Linked DNA regions of Homo sapiens: region 2 is linked to region 1. A link is a contact called in ENCODE Hi-C or POLR2A ChIA-PET data. All regions are on one chromosome and are shown on one strand. The core of a region is the stretch at or near the end of the contact, and the rest is flanking DNA. Distances in the headings are between cores, read along the strand shown.

What was found. Hi-C counts contacts between places; a loop is a spot of excess contacts on that map. ChIA-PET counts read pairs that join two places held with the same protein, here RNA polymerase II (POLR2A). Pooled maps may share reads with other maps.
Region 2: a loop to region 1 is called in a map of natural killer cell, with 7 times the contacts of the local background. The contact joins two enhancer-like sites. A Hi-C loop is called at or near these places in 11 of 168 maps with a recorded cell type or tissue (CD4-positive, alpha-beta T cell, CD8-positive, alpha-beta T cell, GM12878 and 7 more), 35 of 37 single-sample maps with no recorded cell type and 23 of 50 pooled maps. POLR2A ChIA-PET finds 5 or more read pairs at or near these places in 17 of 52 experiments (CD4-positive, alpha-beta T cell, CD4-positive, alpha-beta memory T cell, GM12878 and 10 more).

The regions. Positions count from the first base shown.
Region 1 is chr11:128,416,915-128,424,125 of GRCh38, reverse strand. The region is part of intron 1 of LOC124902789 (a long non-coding RNA gene); the gene reads right to left. Among named protein-coding and RNA genes, the nearest start is that of MIR6090, 100 kb to the left of the region's middle. RefSeq lists an enhancer at 1,299-1,799. Within about 2 kb of position 1,268, at least 4 of the 41 ENCODE cell types and tissues checked have a DNase peak (open chromatin) inside an H3K27ac peak, as active enhancers do; they include CD8-positive, alpha-beta T cell, where a contact is called at or near this core.
Region 2 is chr11:128,296,868-128,304,307 of GRCh38, reverse strand. It overlaps LOC124902787 (a long non-coding RNA gene), which reads left to right. Exons shown (of 2, transcript XR_007062946.1): 2 at 1-1,981. Among named protein-coding and RNA genes, the nearest start is that of LINC02098, 92 kb to the right of the region's middle. RefSeq lists a silencer at 1,580-1,669. Within about 2 kb of position 1,672, at least 6 of the 41 ENCODE cell types and tissues checked have a DNase peak (open chromatin) inside an H3K27ac peak, as active enhancers do; they include CD8-positive, alpha-beta T cell, where a contact is called at or near this core.

The DNA.
Region 1 (7,211 bases), core at 19-2,518:
ACCTCATCACCATTTCATTGGACAGACACTAATCACTAGCAGGATTGGAAATGTCACTGACATGCTGCTTAGGAAGTGATTTGAATAGAGGAGAATGGAATAAAATGGAGATCGTGTTTCTTTCTAAACACAGGAGGAATAGTGATGGGGAGACACAGTACAAAGGTGGGTAATTGGTATATCTTTTGTGCTAAGCTGCTTCACAATTCTGTAAACTATCTTTTAGAGGGCTAAATAAATATCTTCCAATTTCCTTGAGGACTGGGACCACATCTGTTCACTGTGGACTCCCTAGCACCTAGCTTGGTGCCTGGAATTGGTAGCTACTCAATAAATAGGTTTTTGGATGGATAAATGAATAAACAAACAAATAAATCAATGAACTTAATTCTTGATTTCTCAAGATCATAAAAAGATAATATTGAATTGGGGAATGTTACTTGCCAGATATTCGGGAAAGGGAATAGAGGAGAGAAAGACAGTTGGTATGCTGGTGGAAAATCACTTTCTCCCACGATGTTAGGAGAAGGAATGTTAGACTTGAAAGCAGAAAAGCCTGTGTTAAATCCTGTGATTGAGTAGCTGTGTGACCTCAGACAAACTGTTCAACCTCTCTGAGCCTACATTTCTTCGTCTCTCAAGCAAGACTTTCCAATGCCTACAGACATTATCTTGGGATTAAGAGAAACCAGGATGGAAGAGAGTATGATAGAGCGTCTAGCACACAGTGCTCCTGTGCTTTTGATAAGCTGGCATTTCAGCAGGCTTGGCTCTGGGGCTCAACCTCTTAAATGCACGCTGTCATTTATTTTCCCACGGATGGAGCTCACCATCTGTTTTCCCAATCAGCCCGAGTCCTCCTCCCCTCTTAGTGTTCTTCTTATAGGCCAGGAAGTCCCTCCAGTCCCAGGTATGCTGCTTCTCGTGGGCAGGTGTCGGGTCCAGCCTTCCCTGCATGGGGGCTGTGGCTGTCAATACCATCAGCTTGAGTGAGCTTCTCATAACAGCTTGAGAATGCACCTTCCTGTGTTTGGAGCTGTGGAGCATTGACCACTGATGAGACTTTTTGTGTGCTTTTACCTAAATTTGGGCCTGGGGATAAGCATTAGTTACTGTGCTGGGCTCACCCATCTTTTATGAGCAACAATTCATGCAGAAGGGAGAGCAGACACCACTGCTGAGCCCTCCTGTGGCTCTGCGCCCTTCTCTCCCCGTCCCTGCCACCACCTACACAGGGCGCCTGGGTGACAGCTCCTCTGTGGCAGCCCCTCCCCCTCCCATGGCACTGGGCTTTCCGACAAGCCTGCCAGCTGAGGGAGTGGTTTCTGTGGTAGGGGCTGCCTCCACTCATTTTCCATTAGGGTCACCAGGCAACCACCAGACAGTGACAACGCCTGATGCAAACTCTGCTGCACCTAGCGACGAGCTCTGTATCCCATTACGAGGCCTGGGCTGGCTACAGGGCTGGCTGTGCCAAGCTGCGCGTCTTGCTTGACAGGGCGGATGGGAGACCTGAAGCCATACTGTCCTCAGGGCTTGTGTGCCTGCCAATCTGGGACCAAGGGAGTGAAGTTGTGTTGGGTGGGTCAGGTTGATGCAGCAAGGTTTAAAATCAGATGTGGATCCAAATGAGGCATTCTCCTTTGTCCCATACCACGTGGGACATTTCTCTATTAGGATATTACCCAGGAAATTAACTGCTAAGTTTCTTAAAAAAATCCAAATTCTCATTTTTACATGGTGAGTTACAGTGTTCAAAGCAGACTTATTCCCATGTTTGAGATTTATCCTCCATCTAGCTGTTTGAGGTAAGTATGGTAAGTGACATTGTCTCTTTTTTAGATATGGAAAACTGAGGCTCAAGAGCAACTGACTAGCCAATGTTATATCAGTGAGTAATTAACTGACAAAGACCAATCTTAGGCATCCTTCTATAGCAAACTGTGGTGTAATCTATCCTTCTTTCCCAAGGATCCCACTCTCCCTTGAAATACTAGTTAATTAATCCAGGTATTTACTTATTCATTAATTCCAAATGCCTACAGAGTGCCTACTGCATGCCAGCTACTATTAAAGAGGTGAATAAACCACCGTGCCCTCGTGGCACTTAAATTCTTCGGAGAGACAGACAAGTACATGTGAAACTTCAGGTGGAGATAAAGACACTGGGGAATGGTGAAGCAGGGCAGGAGGCTGGGGAGAGCCTTTGTGCATATGTGTTGGGCTGGAGGAGAGCCTCTGCTGAATACGGGGTGACTACAGCAAGGCTGTTACTAAGCTGCCATTCCATCAGAGCCTGGAAGAAGTGAGGGAGAGGGCCTCCTGCCTGCTCTTGGGCATGTGCGGTATGACATCATGGATTAGTATTCACACAATGGCTGTGTAAGGCAGGAGTCATTGCCCCAGCGCCAGATAAGAAACAGAGACAGTAGCTTTTTTGGAATCCCACAACTGTAAGCAGGGGAGAGAGGGTCCAGACCCAGGTCTTTCTTCAAAACTCTGCTTGTAACCACCACCAATTTCAGGCAGAGGTGCCTGGGGAGATAACTTGGAAAAGAGCTCTTACCAGCATCGCTCATAAAACACTTTGTATCTACCAATAGCACCTAGGTGACTTCAACAAGGGACATTCTAGCAAGGGTCTGTTTTTATTATCTGACTTCCTTTTAATTTTGTTTATGTTTCACATCAGGCAGAGGACCAGAGCTCAGGGATCTCAGTCAACATCAAGTGTGTTCTGGCGAGAAAGACTGAAATCCTGCTAATAACATTTCTTCAAATCTCTCTTTAGTCAGGAACTATGCTAAGTACTTTATATGTAGTAAGTAGCACTCTGTGTCTCATCTAAGATTCAACTCAACTTTTACATCACCAGTGAGATCTTGGCCAATTGTCCTAAGCAATAGGCAAGAGAAATTTTAAGTGGCCAGAGCTGACGTGTAGGAGATATGGGGCAAGAGCTGGGGGCGTTTTTGTGGTGGCTTGGCTGGGGTCACGTATGTGTCTAATCTCCCTAAGTGAAGTAAACTGAGATTGGCTCTACTTGAAACCTTTTTTCTCTGGAATTAAACTATAGGGTTATAAGAAGCAACTCACGGGCTAAGAATGAGGGGAACTCCCTGACATACTTAGAGTTTCATTTGTAAATTTCCACTGTTTTGATTGTTAAAATGGTATGCTTATTATCAAAAAGGCAAAAAAGAAAAAAGTAAAAGCATTTCTAATTCTACCACTCAAAGACCCTCACCACTCTGATTCATTAGTGTTCTGCCTTTGTTCTAGGCCATATTTTAAGTATGTAATTTGGTCAAAACAGTTCATTACGTATGATGGCCTTTCTTGAGAACGGAGCTCTCCCTCTGTTCCCACAAGGCTGTACGCACACATGGAAACAGCTCAGGTTCAGGCTCCGATGGCCCTCCTTGCTTCTAAGGTGTTTCACCTTTAGTCGCTGGGGAGTTTTTAGGGAAAGCCAGGCCACGACTGGGTTCTGCAGTCTCCGGAAGGATTTTAGTTGACCCCCAGTCCTGGCACAGCCCAAGGGCATCAGCCTCTGCTACTGAGCTACACATATCCCCTGACAGCAACTCCCCCTAGCCCTCCCTAGACTGCGAATTTGTGAGCAGACAGCAGGATTCATGGCTGTCTGGCTTCTCCCTGTCCTCCCCCAGATGAGTGGAAGCCAGATGTCAGAGCACCAGGCAGACCTGAGGAGGATGGATGACAAGCCGAGATGAAATGGACAGTATCTGGTCCCACCTTGGGCTTTGGCTTAATTGCAACCACATGAGCACAGTCAGAGCTACAGGGTATAGTTGGGATTAGAATAGAGATTCATTTTGGGATGAGAGCTTTTCTGCATGAGATACTGTACTGCCTCAGACATCATCCTTTTAACAACAATCACAGTAGTTAACGTTTATGGAGTGCCTATCATTTGCCTGGCATGATGATAACTGCTCTATGAGCATTAATGCATTAGTTTTTATAATGCACTGCTAAGGTAGGTATTATTGCTATCTCCGTTTTGGGAAAGAAGGCTCTGTGGCACAAAGGGATGAAAGAATGTACTGAGGTTTCCCCAGCAAGTACAGCTAGTGGGTGCTGGAGCTGTGATTTGAAACAAGGCAGTCTTCCTGTGGATCCTAAATCTCTCCCTTGGAGTTTAATTTTATTTATTCATTCATTCACTAAGTAACTACACTCATTCAAGCTACTGTCGTCTTTCACCTGGATAACAAGTAATAACAACTTCCTAAGTTGTGCCTTTCTTTTACACAGAGAGTTTCAACCTTGGTTGCACATTGGTATCACTGGAGAAAATTTAAATAACTAATCATCTCCCTCTCCTGCTTAAAACATTTCTTCAGATAAAGGATGAAAATCGCAACAAGGCCCACACTACATGGCTCTGCAACATCTGACCCTTTCCTTCTTACCAGCCTCATTTTGTACAACTCACCCCTCACTCTCAGCATGCTGCCGCTCTGGCTTTCTTAGCCTTCTGGACGACTGCATGCTATTTCTTGCCTCAGGGCCTTGACATGCTGACCACAGTTCTCTTCAGCTAACTGTTTGGTTGACTCCTATCCCTTCTTTACGCCTTAACTTGGTGCTGCTGATTACAACAATGGCCACCCCTTCCTGTGTCTACACTCTTACCCTCTTTAAAATGTGACTTTGCAGCTCCTTCCATGGCCGAGGGGTGAAGTCTCTTTTCCTACCCTGTGAATCTGGGCTGGCCTTGTGACTTGCCTTGGTCAATGAAATGCTGCAGAGTGGTGACTGTGCCAATTCTGAGTCTCAGAAGGCTTTGCAGGCCTGGGCTTACTCTCTTTGAACCCCACCATTACCCAGAAAGCCCAGGCTAGTCTGCTGGAGGATCCTGACTGAGGCTGTCCCAGACCAGCCAACTCCCAGCTGACCATAAACTCATAAGGAAGCACAGCTGAGATTAGAGCTGGGGTTGGATCAGCAGAACCTCTTAATTGATCCACAGACTTGTAAATGATAATTAAATCGTTGTTATTTTAAGCCACTTTGAGGTCTACTTACTATGAAGCAATAGATACCTGATACACTTAAATATCGCTTTCTATTTCTCTTCCAGCCTAGGCCTCATTTCTTCATTCATACCCGAAAAGGACATCTTGTACTTATTAATTGTGGCATTTAGGATAATTCTATAGAAGCTAAAAATTGGTAACTGATGCTTTTTTTCTTCCTGATTAAAGTTTAAGCTCCATAAGATTAATATCCATATCTGATTTGCTCACTGCAATATTTTTATCATCTAGCACTGTGTTTTGTACATAGTAAGTGCAAAATAAATATTTTTTATAAAATGAAAGCAAGAATGAATGAATGGATTCACTAAACACTTATAAAATACCTTCTATATATTGGGTACTGTCTAAGATTCTAAAGATATAAGAATAAATAGGGCATAGTCCTTGCTCTTAAGTTGTTCTCAGTTTAAAAGCTGAGACATGAATATATAAACAAAAATTATAAACCAAGTTGATAAGTGTAATTGAGGTTGTATTTAGTGTTTATGGAAGCAGGATAGACTAGGGTTTGAACACATCTGGAGAAAAGGTTTTTCTGGAAAATCCGTTACGGAGGAAATATTTGAGATGATAGTCCCACATCTGATGGGTGTATTGCAATGGGTATTCAAATACCAAAAGTGGTACTTCCACTGGTAACATGATTTTTCACAATGATAAATGAAGCTTGTTAAATTTCCATATGAGACAAAACGTAATCTTTCTTTGATTTACATAACAGTTGCAAAAATTCAAACTGTACAAAATCATGTATTTAAACTGTACAAAAACTAGATCCTAGGTGTTTATATGTAAATGGCATTAAGTGTTAGGCTCAGATAAGTTTAAATAGTTTTCATCCACATAAATGTATGGAGGGACATTTGAAGACCAGTTAGAATGTGGGGCAATTTTTCACTGCATGAGAATGCCTTACACGTTGCAGGACATCTAGCATCCCTAGCTATTTCACAATAAGTGACAGTGGCATCCCCTCTCGATATTGGGACAACTCAAAATTTTCTTCAAATTTCTAAAGCTCTTTTTACCAAGGTGGTGTCACATGTGCATAGAACTACTGATTTTAAAAAAGTTGCTTTGACTAATTAACATTACTGCTTTATGCAACTGCATTATTTGAAGGAACTTATGCTGTCTGCACAAATGTTCTAACGCTTACAAATTACTTTGGCATTATTGCCAAAAGATGATTCAACAGAGTTTCTTGACAGGGAAGGAAAGAATCTAAATACTCCCTTTCTATTTCTGGAAGCACGTAACCTTGAAATCTAAGCTGCTCACAAGAAGGATGTAGTTCAGAAGCTCAGCAAGCCCACATTTCCTCAGGACTGGAAACAACCAACTACAAATCTGTTTCATGGTTCTAGGCAACAGCAGCACAAAAACACATGAAACGTATTCTGAATAGAGCACATCCTCATTAACTTTTACTAATGGAGCTAGTCTGGATTAGTGAGAAGTCGTTGTTGTTATATATTTATAACATAACATAAGTAATTAAATAATTATTTAATAAATTATTTTAAAGGGTATATAACACATGAGCAAACATATGAACCCTTACATTATGTGAAATCACTGTGCTAGTTGCTTTGAGGGTATAAAGATGCCTAACAAATGTTTCTGATCCTCAAAGAACTGAACATCTCAATTTGGAGATAGGATATAATTATGCAAAATTAACAACACCAACTGCAAATGCCTAAGATACAGACAGTAAGGACTTTAGTAGTTCAAGGGCAGAGAGGGCTTTGAGAACTAGAGTGATCCAGGAAGGCTTCACAGAGGCTAGAGCTGGGCGCTGAAAGATAGATATGAATCAAGTAAAACAATTAAAGAGTGCATTCCAGGTGGAAGCAATGGCCTTGGCAAAGGCAAGGAGGCAAAATTTAAGTGTCATCTTACAGAGGTTATAAACAGACTTACCTGGCCAGAGAGGAGAGTCATACTAGGTAGTAGTAGTCTAGTGCCAGAGAGTGAAGCATGTTTAATACCAGGATAAGATATCAGAACTGATTTTTTTTTTCTTTTGAGGAAAGAGGGGTCATTTAACATTTTAATCAAGGGAGTAAAAGAGTAAGAAGTTATTTAGGTGTTGGAGGGAAACCTTTCTTTCCACCCTGTGTTTGTATTTCATTATGG
Region 2 (7,440 bases), core at 423-2,922, 120 kb after region 1:
ACATGTATTTTCTCATTGGATTCTTATAAACCTATAAAACGGTGCTTACTCCATTTCAGAAATGAGAAAATGGCGACCCAGAAAATAAAGCAGCATGCACAAGACTACATGCTACACAGGGGACTGATCTGACACCAAAACTTGACTGCAGATTGTCTGCTTTCAACTCTCACCAGCAAAACAGACAAAAGTGCTTTGGACATGCAAGTGTTTATTATGTTGCATTTTGGAACTCCAGACCTAAAACCAAACATAGACAAATATAAAACAAAACAAAAAAACACTAAAGATCAAACCCATTCTCAAACCCAAACACCCAGAAAATAAAAGGAAATTATTATTATTTTTTTCTCAGGGGAAGCAAGTGGTTGATTTCATGTGGGATTAACTCTCAACTCTGATGAACCTCATGGTCTCCTGGATCTTCCCAAACCAAGGCTCTGGGACAGCAATTAATCAGATGGAAAGTCTGGGGATTTATCTCTCCACCATCACTGCTTTCTGCTGAATGCTGACTTAAAGATGTGAATCCACTCAATTATCTCACAGTTAGGAAGAAGCGAATCTATAGTTCAACGACACAGAGATGAGAGCCCAGGACAATCCCTAAGAGTCTGACTGACAATTAATTAGATAGATAGCATCTTATACTTGGGAAAGACCTTAGAGGTCTCATCCAATCTCCCTCCTGCTATAAGAATCCTTCCCTAGCAAGCCTGACAAATCACCACCTGGTGTTGGCTCCTGAGATGGGAATTTTCATTGTCTCGAGGTACCCGTTCCACTGCTGTGAGATGTGCTCTTGTTGTTAGAATGGATTGCCTTCTTGGGATCAAATTATTTCCCCTTTTAAGCCGTCAGCCCACTTTTTTGGCCTGAAAGATTATGGTTATTTGTGCATTCACATGCTATTCTTTGAATATTTGAAGTCAGCTCTCTTGACTTCCTTAAACTATCTCTTCTCTATTCAAAATATACCCAGCTTCTCCAACTTTTTCTAAATTCATTGATTTTTAAGACTTTCTACAAATAGTTCCATTTTTGTACATTTTTTTTTTGGAGAAATGTTCATAGCTGAATAGGGTCTATTTTTCCTACTTAATCTGACCCATGTACTTTCAATACCTTTACTGGTCATTAGCTCTATACCAGTAAGGCCAAATATATGGTGGTGGGTGATAGTATCAGCTCCCTCAACTCTGCAACCCACTGGAGCTTACCAAATGAGAACTGGTTTTCTTCATGCAATTTACCTCAAAAGCCACACCATCAGCAAGAGGACCAGAACTAATTGTCAAAGTGCAAGCCACAACGAACACACAATTGTCACTTAAAACCAGTTTTTGCTTCAGTAAGCTTTTTTTTTCTATCTAGTATTTTATCTCTTAAAATAAAGAGAAAAAACAGGTAAGAAACTAGTTTACCAATAACTTTGACAAATAGCCCCTGAGGTAGAGGGAGTGACATTTGGAAAGTTGGTAAAAGCCACCAGAGTCAAAGCAACCTAAACAAAAAAAAAAAAGAAAAAAAAAAAAAAACTTGTGGCTATGCTACACTCAACCAGGCCACACCTGTTTTCAGAAACCACTGAGTGTTCTGCAGATACGCAGAGATGCCAGGTCTGACAGTCTCTAAGGCAACCAGATACCGATCATTGTCACACAGTAAGAAATAGGAAGAGACACTGGTAACAAACATTAAGCCTGGTTTTCTCATCTGCTCAACAGTGTAACGGTAGGTGGAGTCAGCTCTGCCTTGAGACTCTTCACTTGTCCAGTCTCAAACTCTAAACACCTACTGGAGTGCAGGGCATCCTGCAGCTGGATAAGTAACTGAAGATCTGAAGCCCACCTCTTAAGCGTAATCCCGCAATCGAATGTGGACTTTGAAATGGGCTTTTGAGGAGAAAAGGACAAGCTGCAGTTTCCCCCGTCTTCTAATTTCCTCATCTGCGAAATAAAACAGAGTGTTTATATGTCCAGAGAGTGGTGAGCCAGTGAACTGGGATGACACAAAGAGATAACTTATCTAATTTGGTTCCCAAACGGGTGGGTTGGATTTTAGTTAATAAGTCACCATCATAGGAAAATATAAGCAGGTCCCTGCTTTCTGAGCATTTATGTCTATTGAAGATGTACAGTATCATGCTTTCCCTTTCTGAGACATTTCCAATCTGTAATATGTCAATAAGAATAAAGCAAATGGGCATTTTGTAAGAAGTTGGCAGAGGTGCAGAATGCATTTAGGAATTGGAATGAGTGCTTGTCTACTGCTTTTCAAATCATTGCATTGGGATTACTTATGCCTGTGTTTTTCTTGCTCCCTAGACTGAGCTCCTTGACATCAGGGGCTCATTTTTGTTTATTGGTGTCGTTCCCACTCTTCCTGGTGTCATGTTTTGCACCTGTGGATAGTCAAGTAATAGTTGAATAGTTGTTCAGTTGAATCATTCTGTTGCTTTTAGGAGGTGCAGTTTGAAGACACTGCAGCTAGACTGAAATCACATAGCCCAGGAAATGGGAAAACATACCGTGAAGATGGGCTAATTAATGATTTATTGTACCTTGAAAAAATTTAAAAAAGTATAAATATTAATGAAAGTATTGGTTTTTAAAGCTTAATGATGATCAGCAGCAGAAGATAAAACTTAAATGATACAACTGGCCAGATGGCAACCATCTTTATTAAAAGGCCTGGTCAGAATAAGAATCATTACATAGAATTGAATATGGGACAGAATGTTGAGAATCAATTATAGTAGTAAATATAACCAGCTTTATAGCAACACCAAGAATTACAGTGAAGTGCAAGTACTGCGAAATAAAATTTAAAATATTGATTTTCAAGGATTTATTTTACATTTTATAGTCAAAATTTAATGCAAAACAAAAAAGAGCCTGAAAATCATACAGTCTTACAACCAAGAAAAAACTGTCTTGGTATGCTTTGTATGAATCTTTTGAGTTTGTCCTTCTCTACACGTATCACAACACATATCACACAAATATACACACATGTATTTTTGTTTTTATAAACTGGGCTAACATATTGTTGCTTTGCAAGTTGCTATTTCACTCAACAGTGCAGTATGGCCATGTTTCTATGTTATTTAACTATTCTCTATTTTTCACAGCTATATATTATTTTATTGTATTTATTTATATACATATTATGTATTAATGGACATTTAGGTTGACTCCAAGGTTTTTGTGTGCTGTTTTCTCACGTATGCTTGTTGTTAAGGCTTTTCATAATGTCTTTGGGGAAAGTTCATGGCAATTTTTTTCTGCTAGCAGTATACAGATGGGACTTTTATCTCCTTTTAATTTCAAAGGAAATGTGGCTACAGATGAAAAATGACATGACACACACCTTCCTAATAGTTTAAGAACACTTGCTCTTAAAAAAAATAAGAAAAATGTAGGGGAAGTGATCTACTCCTCAGAGCTGTCTATATTGATTAGATCTCCAAAGTTGACTAACACTACAACATTTTTTTTAAAAAACATACGATTTAGAATCAGGTTAGAATAATATTATCCTAGGATATATTTTACCTCATCAAGAGTTACATGAACTTTATCACTTAAGAGAAAGTAAGTTATCAAAAGTATGTATTTTTATTTTTTTAAAAAGAGACCACAGAAAAGCTGGGTGAAAACATCAAAATTGTGACTTCTTCTTTATAAGTGGACCCTCTAACTGGCATTTTACCTGCTGTTATCTTTCTCCAAATGCTTCCTAGAAGCATTTTGCTCAAGTTCCATACCTGGGAGGCTTCCAGCTACCATCACAAAATTGTTCTTTTCCTTCATTCCTATGAAAGCAAGAGGATGGTTCAGTGGGTACAAACACAAAATTAGTGAGGGCAAAGCTGCCTCATTTGGGTTATTTAGTTTTGAATACAAGAAAATAAAACACTTCTCCAAAGACCAAGATCATCTGTCTCTCATCCCCAACTAATCAACAGGGAAGAAAAGATGAGGCTTGGATGGTTCAAGACAACTTGTCAACACAACTAGAAAAATTACTTAGCATAGAAGCCTAACTTGCATTGGGTCAGTAGTGTCATCTTGATAGGCAAAACACAGCTGATTTCTCCACTCAACAGTTTTCCCATAGATCTTTCCACTAAAATCTTTTGAAATATGATAACCACACCATAAACTTATGGCTGGCAACCCTATTGGGACAGAAACTAAGTGCAATTCTTACTTTAAAATGTCTCCATTGGTAAAGGAAAACATTCTTGTTCTTATTCAATGAATGTTTCATTTCCTTAATTGGTGATATTAAGGTTGAAGTGAAATAACTCCAAACTCTTGTCCTTTTTTCATTCTTGGGTCCCTGAAAAGTGGTGGTGCTTATAGGTTAAGATCTGACTGTCCAGGCCTGAGTGCTGGTTCTTCTGATAACTAGCTTTGGCAAGTCTTTCACCTCTCTCTGTGCTTCAGTTTCCTCATTTGTCAAAGGTGGATAATGATGGCACTTACTACCAAAAACTGTTGTGAGGGTTAAATCGGTGAATCCATTTAAGGGGTTAGAATAGGGCCTGCCATGCACTCCCTGCACACTAAATGGTAGCTGCTATTGTCACAGTTACTCCTCATCACCGATCAGTGTTTGGACAGAGGGCCTGGTTCTGGCTTTGTGAAGAATTGTCAGGACAGATTTGGTGCTGTCTCACTACAGCACATGTGAGTGTGAGTCTAAGGAGATTTACTGAAAGCTGTAATTCTAAACCCTGAAGGGCCCTGAGGCCTTAGCAAAGACTGTGGGAAATTTGTAGAGGACACCAGAGAGTCATTGCTTTCACTTACACGATTATTGCTTCACCGGTCTTTTCCCACCCATCAGTGCAAAACAAATCCACAGCATAATAAGAAACATGCATGGAGGTTGGGTCAAGAAGGCAGAGAAGAGCAGAAATCAGCCACAGACCGGTCCTGCTGTTCAGCCTATCCTGTTAATAACCTGCGTTGCCACCCCCTCTTTCCTTCTGGGACTAAATGAGCCACAAGCATGTGAATACACAAGCACACATGATTCTCACAGCCACTTAAAGGAGTGCCTGTTTCTGACCAGGCTGAGCTGTTTCCTTGGGTCAGACAGGGTGATTTTCTTGACTGCAGGCTCTGGACTAAGCATGAGGCACACGTCTTCAGAACAGGGACTGGACCATGATGTTGCCTGGAACGTGGACACCTCCCTGCCCTTCTCTCAGTTTTCACTAGTACATTTAAGCCGGGGAATGAGGCAGAACAGTTGGTTAACCTAGTCATCTACCCACCTAGATATGTATAATTCCCTTCTCAGCCCACATGCCATGTACTACGCTAACCAGCCATTCCCCAGTGGCCATTCCAAATATATTTAAGAACATATTGTTTCTAGATTTATGGTCACTGTAGTAAATCAACTGGAAAGAATCTTATTACCTTAGAAAACACAGCTGGGAATTCACATCTCTTTCCTTAAGCATTTGTCAGGCACTGTCTCTTCTCACCTACGTCTAACTTGCACCCTGATAGTAAATGAAACAAATTAACACTCTGTTAATTTGCCAGAGTGGTCAGGGAGATGATGGGGTGCTTGCGAGAGGCCCTCACTTCCAGAAGGAAAACATGCACTAGCCCACACCCTCAAATCTAATTGAGAGTTCCCCATAGTAAGCCTGACCACCCAGGAGAGCTCCTCTTCCTGGGGCCAAATTCCAGTTTCTAATTCACAAATAAGCAGAGTCTCCTTAATCATTGCACTCAGAGAGCACAGGTCTTGGGTCTGAGCTCCAGTTCTACACCAACTAAACCCTGCACTTAGATAAATCGCCTCTTGGAGGTCATTTCAGTTTTAAATTGTGGGTGGTCATAGTACCCATCTCCTATAATGACATCATGAATGCAAATGCATATTACAGACAGGAAGTGTAAAACAAATATGAAAAGTTCTTGTTGATACTTTTCATTAGAACATATAGATGCAAAAGACTAAGGCGTAGAATGGAACACTCTTATCTATTCATAGCTAGTGCTGAAGATGATGCCAGATAATACATAAACAGGCTAGGAGCACTGGATTGCACTAAACATTGTAGTATCATCAAGTTAAAAAATGAAAGGCAAATCAGAGGAGTAACGCCTTTGTGAACAGGCAAATGTCCCTTTCCACGACACTAAAAGCTCTAACCTTCCCATTTGCCCTTTTTCAGGAGACAATCATTCTAGTTTCATGCCCTTTATCATCTTAGTTGTTCCTACTGAGTGAAAAGTCATCTGGCGAGGTTTGCAACCTAGTACATTTCCTAAGAGGCTTTGTTCATGACAAGGCTGCTTTACTAATCTCAGGAAGCTTCAAGTTTTCTCAAATTTCCAGTTGTAAGTGAAAAATGTACTGGATTGTCTCCCTTTTATATGTTAAAATAATGAGGCATTATTTCAGCACCACCCTTCCCTGTTTCTTTGTTCTAAAAATATAACTCAAGGATTCTGCCAGGTGTTAATTAATCTTCATTAGTCTCTGGAGGGCAGGCAAAGACCTAAGAATTGAGAAATTAAAGCACAAATGTTTAAACAATTAGTATAGAGACTTATCCAAGGTCACCAAATGAGTAACAGAGAAAACGCAGAATCCATGGCTTTCTGATCTTGTCCCCAAAATCCCCCAGGAGAACCATCTTGCATAAATACTTGCATGGCCAACATTTGTAAGAGCAGATGTTTTATCAAGCCAGCTGTACAGCAAGGCCCACCCTTGCCTATCTATTCCTATCTGCTTTTATTATGCTTTGGGGCTCTCGCATGATAAGACCTCCCATATGGTACTTGTATTAACATTAAATAATGGCCATTGTATTGTGTATACTATCACCATAGAAATATTTACTTAGTTGAACACAGACACCGGTCAAGCATGGTGATTAAAAACAAGCTAATCATAAAAACCATTCATGCTCACATCTATTTATAAAATCTGTTTCACTTGTGCCAGTTAAGTATAGGCTTTGTTCTAAACAAACACACGCAAACCTTCTGCACACCCAGAACCATGAAAGGCACCCCTCCTCCCTCTGCAGAAAGCCAGGCTGTGGGGAATGGCCCTATGTGAAGCATCAAGCGTGTGTCTGAGGCTCAACTAGGCTCCTCTGCAGCTGGAGCTGGGCCTGCTGTTGACTTTTACTTTCTTGCTCCTTCATCTCCTCACACTGACACCCTGCCTGGGGTCTCTCAGCCCTCTCATTCTCAAACTACGGTGAGCTCAAAGGCAGCTGGGGTTTTTGTAGTAACTGCAGATACTCCAGATCCACTCATGAGATCTTGTTTGAACTGCTCTGGATGAAATCTAAGATATGATATTCTCAGGAAACACTCAGGTGGTTCTGGTCTTGGGGTCCACATTCTCCACTTGAGAAACGGCCTCTCTAGGGGCATTTCTTGGGACCTC